2 separate regions of the Homo sapiens genome follow, and region 1 is linked to region 2. A link is a contact called in ENCODE Hi-C or POLR2A ChIA-PET data. All regions are on one chromosome and are shown on one strand. Each heading gives the region's core, a stretch centred on a gene start or an enhancer-like site at or near the end of the contact. The rest is flanking DNA. Distances are from core to core; before and after follow the strand shown. Region 1 has its middle 22 kb from the start of TECTB. Region 2 holds the start of GPAM (glycerol-3-phosphate acyltransferase, mitochondrial).

The links. A loop is a pair of places that touch in the nucleus more often than their neighbours do. ChIA-PET counts read pairs that join two places held with the same protein, here RNA polymerase II (POLR2A). Pooled maps may share reads with other maps.
Region 1: a loop to region 2 is called in a map of Caco-2, with 5 times the contacts of the local background. The contact joins the enhancer-like site here to the promoter of GPAM in region 2. A Hi-C loop is called at or near these places in 1 of 168 maps with a recorded cell type or tissue (Caco-2) and 3 of 50 pooled maps. POLR2A ChIA-PET finds 5 or more read pairs at or near these places in 1 of 52 experiments (AG04450).

What each region holds. Positions count from the first base shown.
Region 1 is chr10:112,259,311-112,262,650 of GRCh38, reverse strand. No RefSeq gene overlaps it. Among named protein-coding and RNA genes, the nearest start is that of TECTB, 22 kb to the left of the region's middle. Within about 2 kb of position 1,295, at least 3 of the 41 ENCODE cell types and tissues checked have a DNase peak (open chromatin) inside an H3K27ac peak, as active enhancers do.
Region 2 is chr10:112,182,066-112,185,697 of GRCh38, reverse strand. GPAM (glycerol-3-phosphate acyltransferase, mitochondrial) reads left to right here and starts at 1,933. Exons shown (of 22, transcript NM_001244949.2): 1 at 1,933-2,005; 2 at 2,807-2,904. RefSeq lists a silencer at 1,786-2,015.

The sequences.
Region 1 (3,340 bases), core at 46-2,545, 78 kb before region 2:
GGAAGGAGGAAGGAGCTATGCACTGGAAAACCTAATTTTGAGTGCCCAACTCGTCACTTACCAGCTTGTGATAACCCTCAGCAACATGTGTTCCTCAATTTCCTCATCTGTAGCATGGAATACGATAGCTATTTAATAGGGCTGTTGTGAAGATTAAATGAGAGAATATATGTTGCAAAAAATAAAGCCATTGGGAATGATCCACAAAATGCCTGTTGACATCATGATGATCTGACCAAGCCCTGGTGGAATTGTATGGACCAAGGCAACGCAGTTGCGCTGTCATTTCTGAAGATGAAGATGGCAAGTGTGATCAGATGGAGGCTGGGCTAATGGTTTCATGCATTCTCTCTTTTCCTAGGCTCATCAGAATAGAACCCTGAAAAGGACGTGAAAGGGACAAAATGAATATTTACCAGGAGCCTGCTATATGCCGGCACTGAGACAGATGGTTTGTACACATTAGTGCATTTCATACTCATAGAGCCCCAACAGATCTTTATGCCTGTTCCAGTTTAGGGATGGAATAAGCTCAGGAGATCCTCTTAAGAACCTCATAATTAGAATTGCCCTGCGATATGACAGAAGGTAGTTTTATGCGGGGGAAAGAAATGAAGAAAAACGACAGGGTTCACATGGAGGAATTGAGGAAATGCAACCCTGGATGGTTCTAGCATCCTCTTTGCAGAGACTTAGCATTTCATGGAACACTAATGTTTCAGAGCAAGAAAAGTGGGTATATGGAGATGATCTAGATTGAATTCTTTTTTTAAAAAATGAGGAAATTGCGGCTCAGATAGTAAGGGACTCACCCATACTCACAGATATGAAGTGAAGAAGGCTAGATTAGAAGTTAGCTCCCTGACTTCTTAGTCCAGCCCTGTTCTATTGCACCATTATTTCATGCTTCTGTGTGTGCCTGTTGGTCTGACTAGGGAAAGGAAATTTGAAGAGGAAAATCACTTTTGGGTTTATTGCTCAAGTGAGAGGCCAGGGGTCATTGAAAACATTAGACTTTCAGCATCGCTGGAATGATTGTCGGTAACACTTGATGGATTCCTTTGATGTCCAGGACTCCCCTTTCTGGGTCTTAGGGAAGCAAGGTCACAAGGCTTTGGAAACTTTGATGTTCACGTGAGCAATTAATGCTTTGCTGCAACTGAACTTTGCCACTTGAACATTATTAGTTTTGAAAGAAGCTGCCTGGCCTCAGAGTTCAAGTTAAACTTGCAACTGGAGCTATGTCCTAAGAGTCAAGCAAGAGGAGTAAAGCGCAGTGGCTGTGGCATGAGACATGAATGATTCAGCACATATTTATCAAGTGCCTGCTCTTTCTCTGTGCAGGGCTCTGTTGAAGACCTTCCTAACTGAGGGAGGTGGACCACAACAAATAAGTGAAATACATAGTGGTGAAAAGAACTATGGGGAAAAGCAAAGCAAGAGAAGGAGAAAGGAAGTTCTAGGAGTGGAGAGTGGGGTTCAGGGTAGGCCTCGCTGAGAAGGGGAGACATATATATGTATATATATAAAACTGTGGTAAGAACAGGTAACATGAGATCTATCCCATCAACAAAAATCTAAGTTAACTACACACACAAGGTTGTGCAGCCGACCTCCAGAGCTTCCTCATTTTGTATAACCAAAACTTTATGCCTGTTGAATAGTAACTCCCCATTGCTCCTCCTCCGGCCCCTGACATCTACCATTCTACTCTCTGTTTCTATGAGTTTGACACGTTTAGATACATTATATAAGGGAAATCATGTAGTGTTTGTCCTGTATCTGGCTTATTTCACTTAGCATAATGTCCTCCAGTTCGTCCATGTTTTGGCATATGGCAGGATTTCCTTCTTTTTATGGCTTCATAATATTCCATTATGTGTGTATAACCACACTTGCTTTATTCATTCATCCATTGATAGACATTTAGGTTGTTTCCTTATTTTGGCTATGGTGAATAATGCTACAATAAACACAGAAGTGGAGATTTATTTTCGACATACTGATTTCATTTCCTTTGATATATACCCAGTAGTGGGATTGCTGGATAATATGGTAGTTCTATTTTTAATTTTTCAAGGAACCGCCATACTGTTTTCCATAGCCGCTATACCATTTTCCATTCCCACCAACAGTGTACAAAGGTTCCCATTTCTCCATATCCTCACCACAACTTATCTTTTGTTTTTAAAGAACAGCCAAATAGGTGTGAGGTGATATCTCATTGTCATTTTGATTTACATTTACCTGATGCTTAGCAATGTCGAACTTCTTTTTATATACCTGTTGGCCATTTGTGTGTTGTCTTTGAAGAAATGTCTATTCAAGTCCTTTGGCCATTTTTAAGTTGGGTTATTTGAAGTTTTGCCGTTGTGTTTTAGGAGGTAAAGGAGACGTTTGAACAAAGACTTGAAGGAGGATTAGAGAGTACAAAGCCACACCAATGACTGGGGAGGAGTTCTTCCAGGCAGCGATAACAAGAAGCAAAAAGTATTAGAGACAGGAGCCTGTATGGGGAGATGGAAGAGTAGCAAGGAGGCCAGTATGGCTGGACTGTGAGTTAGGAAAAGTCATAAGACATGAGGTCAGCATGGTACCAGGGACCAGAGCTGAGGTGGAGAAGTAGTCTGATATGGGGTATATTTTGAATGTGATATCACAACAAATCATCCAATACATCTTTAGTTAACAAATATGCAATGTGTGCTTTCTACATTCAAGGCAAATACAGCACAACCCTGAAGCACTCACCATAAAGGTGGGGTGACAAGAAAGGTAAACAAATAACTGCAATACAAGGCATGTCATAAGCAACACAGAGAGGAGCAAATCACTAGGGGATGTTCCTCTTGTTCCCAATCAGGGATAATTAAAGGCTTTGCTGGTTTGGCCTTTGACAAGGTTTTCAAGAATGGATAGAATTTCTAAAGTCTTTTTACTGTTCTGGTAATAAATATTAATATAACATAAGTTCATCACAAAAATGTTGTAAAGTGCAAAATATAAAATAACCACCAATAATCCCACACCCAGAAATAATCACTATTAATATTTTGATGTATTTTCTTTTTCTTTCCCCTATAGAATCAATTTCCCCTGTACAAGCAATTATATAATCAGTCAATTTATACAGTCACACACAGTATAAAACTTAGATCAAACTGTTCACAGATTTATAGTATCATTTTTCATTGAATAAATTATGAGCATTTTCTAAGACTATATAATCTTTGAAATGTTAATTTTATTTATTGCTTGGTATTCAATTATATTGCACCATGAGTGGTTCAATAATCTTCCATTGTTGGAAATGTATTGTTTTCTTTACTATTATATAGAT
Region 2 (3,632 bases), core at 684-3,183:
GGGTTCACGCCATTCTCCTGCCTCAGCCTCCCGTCAGGTTTTTTACTGTTTCTTTTTTAGTAATGTCTAACCTATTAATCCTGTGTGTGTGTGTGTGTGTGTGTGTGTGTGTGTGTGTGTGTGTGTCTGTGTGTGTGTGTTAGGGTGTTAAAAATCTTAGATGTGGTTTTATTATCTCCTAGATGTTTGGTTTGTGTCTTTTTTTTTTTTAAAGATTTTTCACATCTCTACTTCCCATGCTCAGTTTATTTTTTCTACTTGTTGAAAACATTGAATACAGTCATAATTACTTTCTTAATGTCCTTGTTCTCTTATTTTATCATCTCTGTCATTTCTGGGATGATTTCAATTGGTTGATTTTTTTTTCTCATTTCCTGCTTCTTTTCGCATGCCTGATAATTCTGTTTGGATTCCAGATGTTGCAAATTTTACCTTGTTAGGTGTTGGTTATTTTTAATTTCCTGTAAATATTCTTGTGCTTTGCTCTGGGACACTTTGTTCTCAAAAACGGTTTAATCCTTTGGTGGCTGGCTTTTAAGATTTCTAAGATAGAATCAGAGTAGCTTTTACATTAGAGCTAATTTTGCCCCACTACTGAAGCAAAACCATTTGAGTTGTGAATTATGAGGTTTTCCAGTCGGGGTGCCAGGATCAGGCACTATTTCTGGTCCTGTATAATCACTGGGTATCTTTCTACTCTGCCTTGTGGGAGCAGAATTAATTTCCTACCCTGTGCAAACTTTAGTAATTGCTCTCTCTTTTCTTCATACATGATTATTTCCTGCCCTTAGGTAGCTTCCTCACACACATGCTCTAATCAGCGGAAGACTGGAGTGAGATCTGTTGTAGATCTCCACAGCTCCTTCTTTCTCTGTGTAGCTTTCTCCTTTCTGATATACAACTCACAGTTCCAGCTGCTTTGGCCTCCCTGCTCTCCCAGTTCTATCTCTTCAACTCAGGGAGTCTGCCTAGCTCTTTTTGGCTGCTCCCTCTAGTTAGTAAATCAAGGCAATCATAGGGCTCACCTCATTTGTTTTCCCTCCTCAAGGACCACTGTCCAGCACAACGTTTAAAAGCCATTGTCTTATAAATGCCTGTTTGTTTTTGTTTTTAGTTGTTTTAGGCAGGAGAGTAAATTCAGTCCTGTTGCTCCATCTTAGCTGGCTAGACTGGATTGCTATAAATTTTAAACTATCTAAATAGTTGCATATATTTAGGGGGTACAAATCGATGTTATGACTTATGAATACAATGTGGAATAACTGAATCAAGCTAATTGACATATCCACCTCAAATACTTCTCAGTTTTCATGGTGAGAACTTTTGAAATGTACTCTTAGCGATTTTGAACTGTATAATACATTATTATTTACTATATTCACCATGCTGTGTAACATATAGTCCGAAGGGGGAAAAAAGCCCTTATTTCTCCTAACTGAGGCTTTTTATACTACAAGCCTTATTTGCTTCTTTTCATATCTCATTTTCCTCCTTAAAGGAAAAGGCACTCAGCCACTTTGGTAGAAATTACACAACATGGCCATTTGCAATCCCTGCCTCTCCCATTCGTAGTAAATCCTACATAGTCTTACAGATCTCATAAAAAGTCAGACCACACACATAACCTGATAGCCCACGCGCACATTCCCAACAGAGCCTGGAAGAGGGACAAGCTCCCGGATAAGCTGAATTTACACAAAGCAGAATGAGGTACCCACACACACTCACACACGCATGGCCTAGGCAGGGTAACCATCTGTCCAGGCGCTCACACACTATCTTTAGCCACACACAGGCACGCACACTCGAGTACACACATTACACCCTCGGATCCGCTCACGCTCCCTGAGGCTCGCAGGCCGGGCCCCGCCCCCGGCGCTGGCTAGCCGGCGGCCCCGCGTCAATGCCACGCGCCGGTTGCGTCATCAGGGTGCGCCACTGCAGCTGGCATTGGCCGGGACTGGAAGTGCGGGCTTCTGCAGCAGCCGAAGCTGGAGCTGCTAGGGTGCGAACTGCCAGGGCAGGTGTGGGCTGCGGGAGGCTACTCGGGCCGGGAGCGCCGGGACAAGTGCATGGAGGTGGTGCGACTCCTGCAAGTTGCTGGGGCAGTCGTGTCCCCTATTCCCTGACACCCGAGCTCCGGTCTTCTCCCTGAGAAATCGGTCGGGCTCGTGCAGGGGTGGGGATCAGGATTCATCTCTCCTGGGGAGACTGCGCTGGGGCATGGGTTCCCCTGGGTTGGAAGGAGTCCTTATGGACTCAGTCCCCTAAGTATCTGCACGCGCGGAGGCGCCGCCAGCCAGCCCGCCTGGGTCCCTAGGGAACATTGAGGCAGTAAGGGGTACTCTGAGAGCAGCCGGTATGCTGGAGATAATTAATGACAGCGTTACCATTGATTGGACTGAGCGCTCACTGTGTGTTACACACTGTGGTAGACCCTTTGTTTATATTATTCCGTCCTCTCAACAATCCAGGAGGTTAAGAGCTATCATTCTGCCCATTTTCCAGATGGGAAAACTAAGGCATAGAAGTTAACCAACTTATGGTAATAAAAAATCACACAGATGGTAAGCAGTGGAAGATTTAAACCTCACAGCTGGTCTTCCAGCCTCTGTCCTTTTCAGATCCTCTAGTCAGCTTCTCTCAGCGCATGCTGCTGGCTGGTGCCTCTGGGATATTGCTTCTTTATTACTCCTTGACCTAGAGCGAACTGTGCGGAGGGAGGAAGTGCAAAACGTGGACCTCCTGTTGGCACAAACGAGCCTCTTTGTCCTCTCCTCATCCTCTCTTCACTTCATTTTCTCAGGCAGCAGCGGCTCCCCTGTTGTATGGACATTCTGCACCCGAAACTGATAGCTGAGTCCTGAAGTTTTATGTTATGAAACAGAAGAACTTTCATCCCAGGTGCATTGGTTTATTCTCTCCCCTAGCCTGTTATGTTAGATTGTACTTATGTTAAATTTTTAAGGACATAGGTGGTTATGCCGAGAATAACAGTGACTGTAGCCAACCCATGTGGGGATTGTAAAGAAATTGGAATATGCCTTCCAAAGGAACACTGTTAATCTAGACATGACCTTTCAGGATTTTAAAGGAATAATTTTAGGCCAGGTGAGAAACAGCCAAAAGCAAAAATAATGTGAGGCTAGAGATTATGTTTGAAAGTTTTTATATTTTGGATTAATATCTATTCTAGGAGTTTACTCTTAGTGAATCTTTTTCCTTAGGGTAGAAAAAAGCTTATCGAAAAGGATGAAAACTTATACATCAGATATTTCAAAATAGTGTGCTTTTCTTTCAGAGCTTTGTAGCTTTGTATTACCTTTGTATTAAAAGTGAAAATGTTCTTTTAGGACATCACAAGAAAATTAAGATCTTAATTTAAGTACGGGAACTTAAGGGGTGCCCTAATTGCCTTAATTAAATAAACATGCCTTCCTTCTGCCAGGAACTATTCAATTAACAAAAATGAAATAAGAATAAGCTCTTATTTTCATTTGCAAATGACTATTCATAGCTATTTTGTTTGGATACAATTCATAGCTATTTTGTTTGGATACTATTTTGTTTGCATACTATGTTTTGTTTGGATACTATTCATAGCTATTTTGTGTGGATACAAAGGATACAAT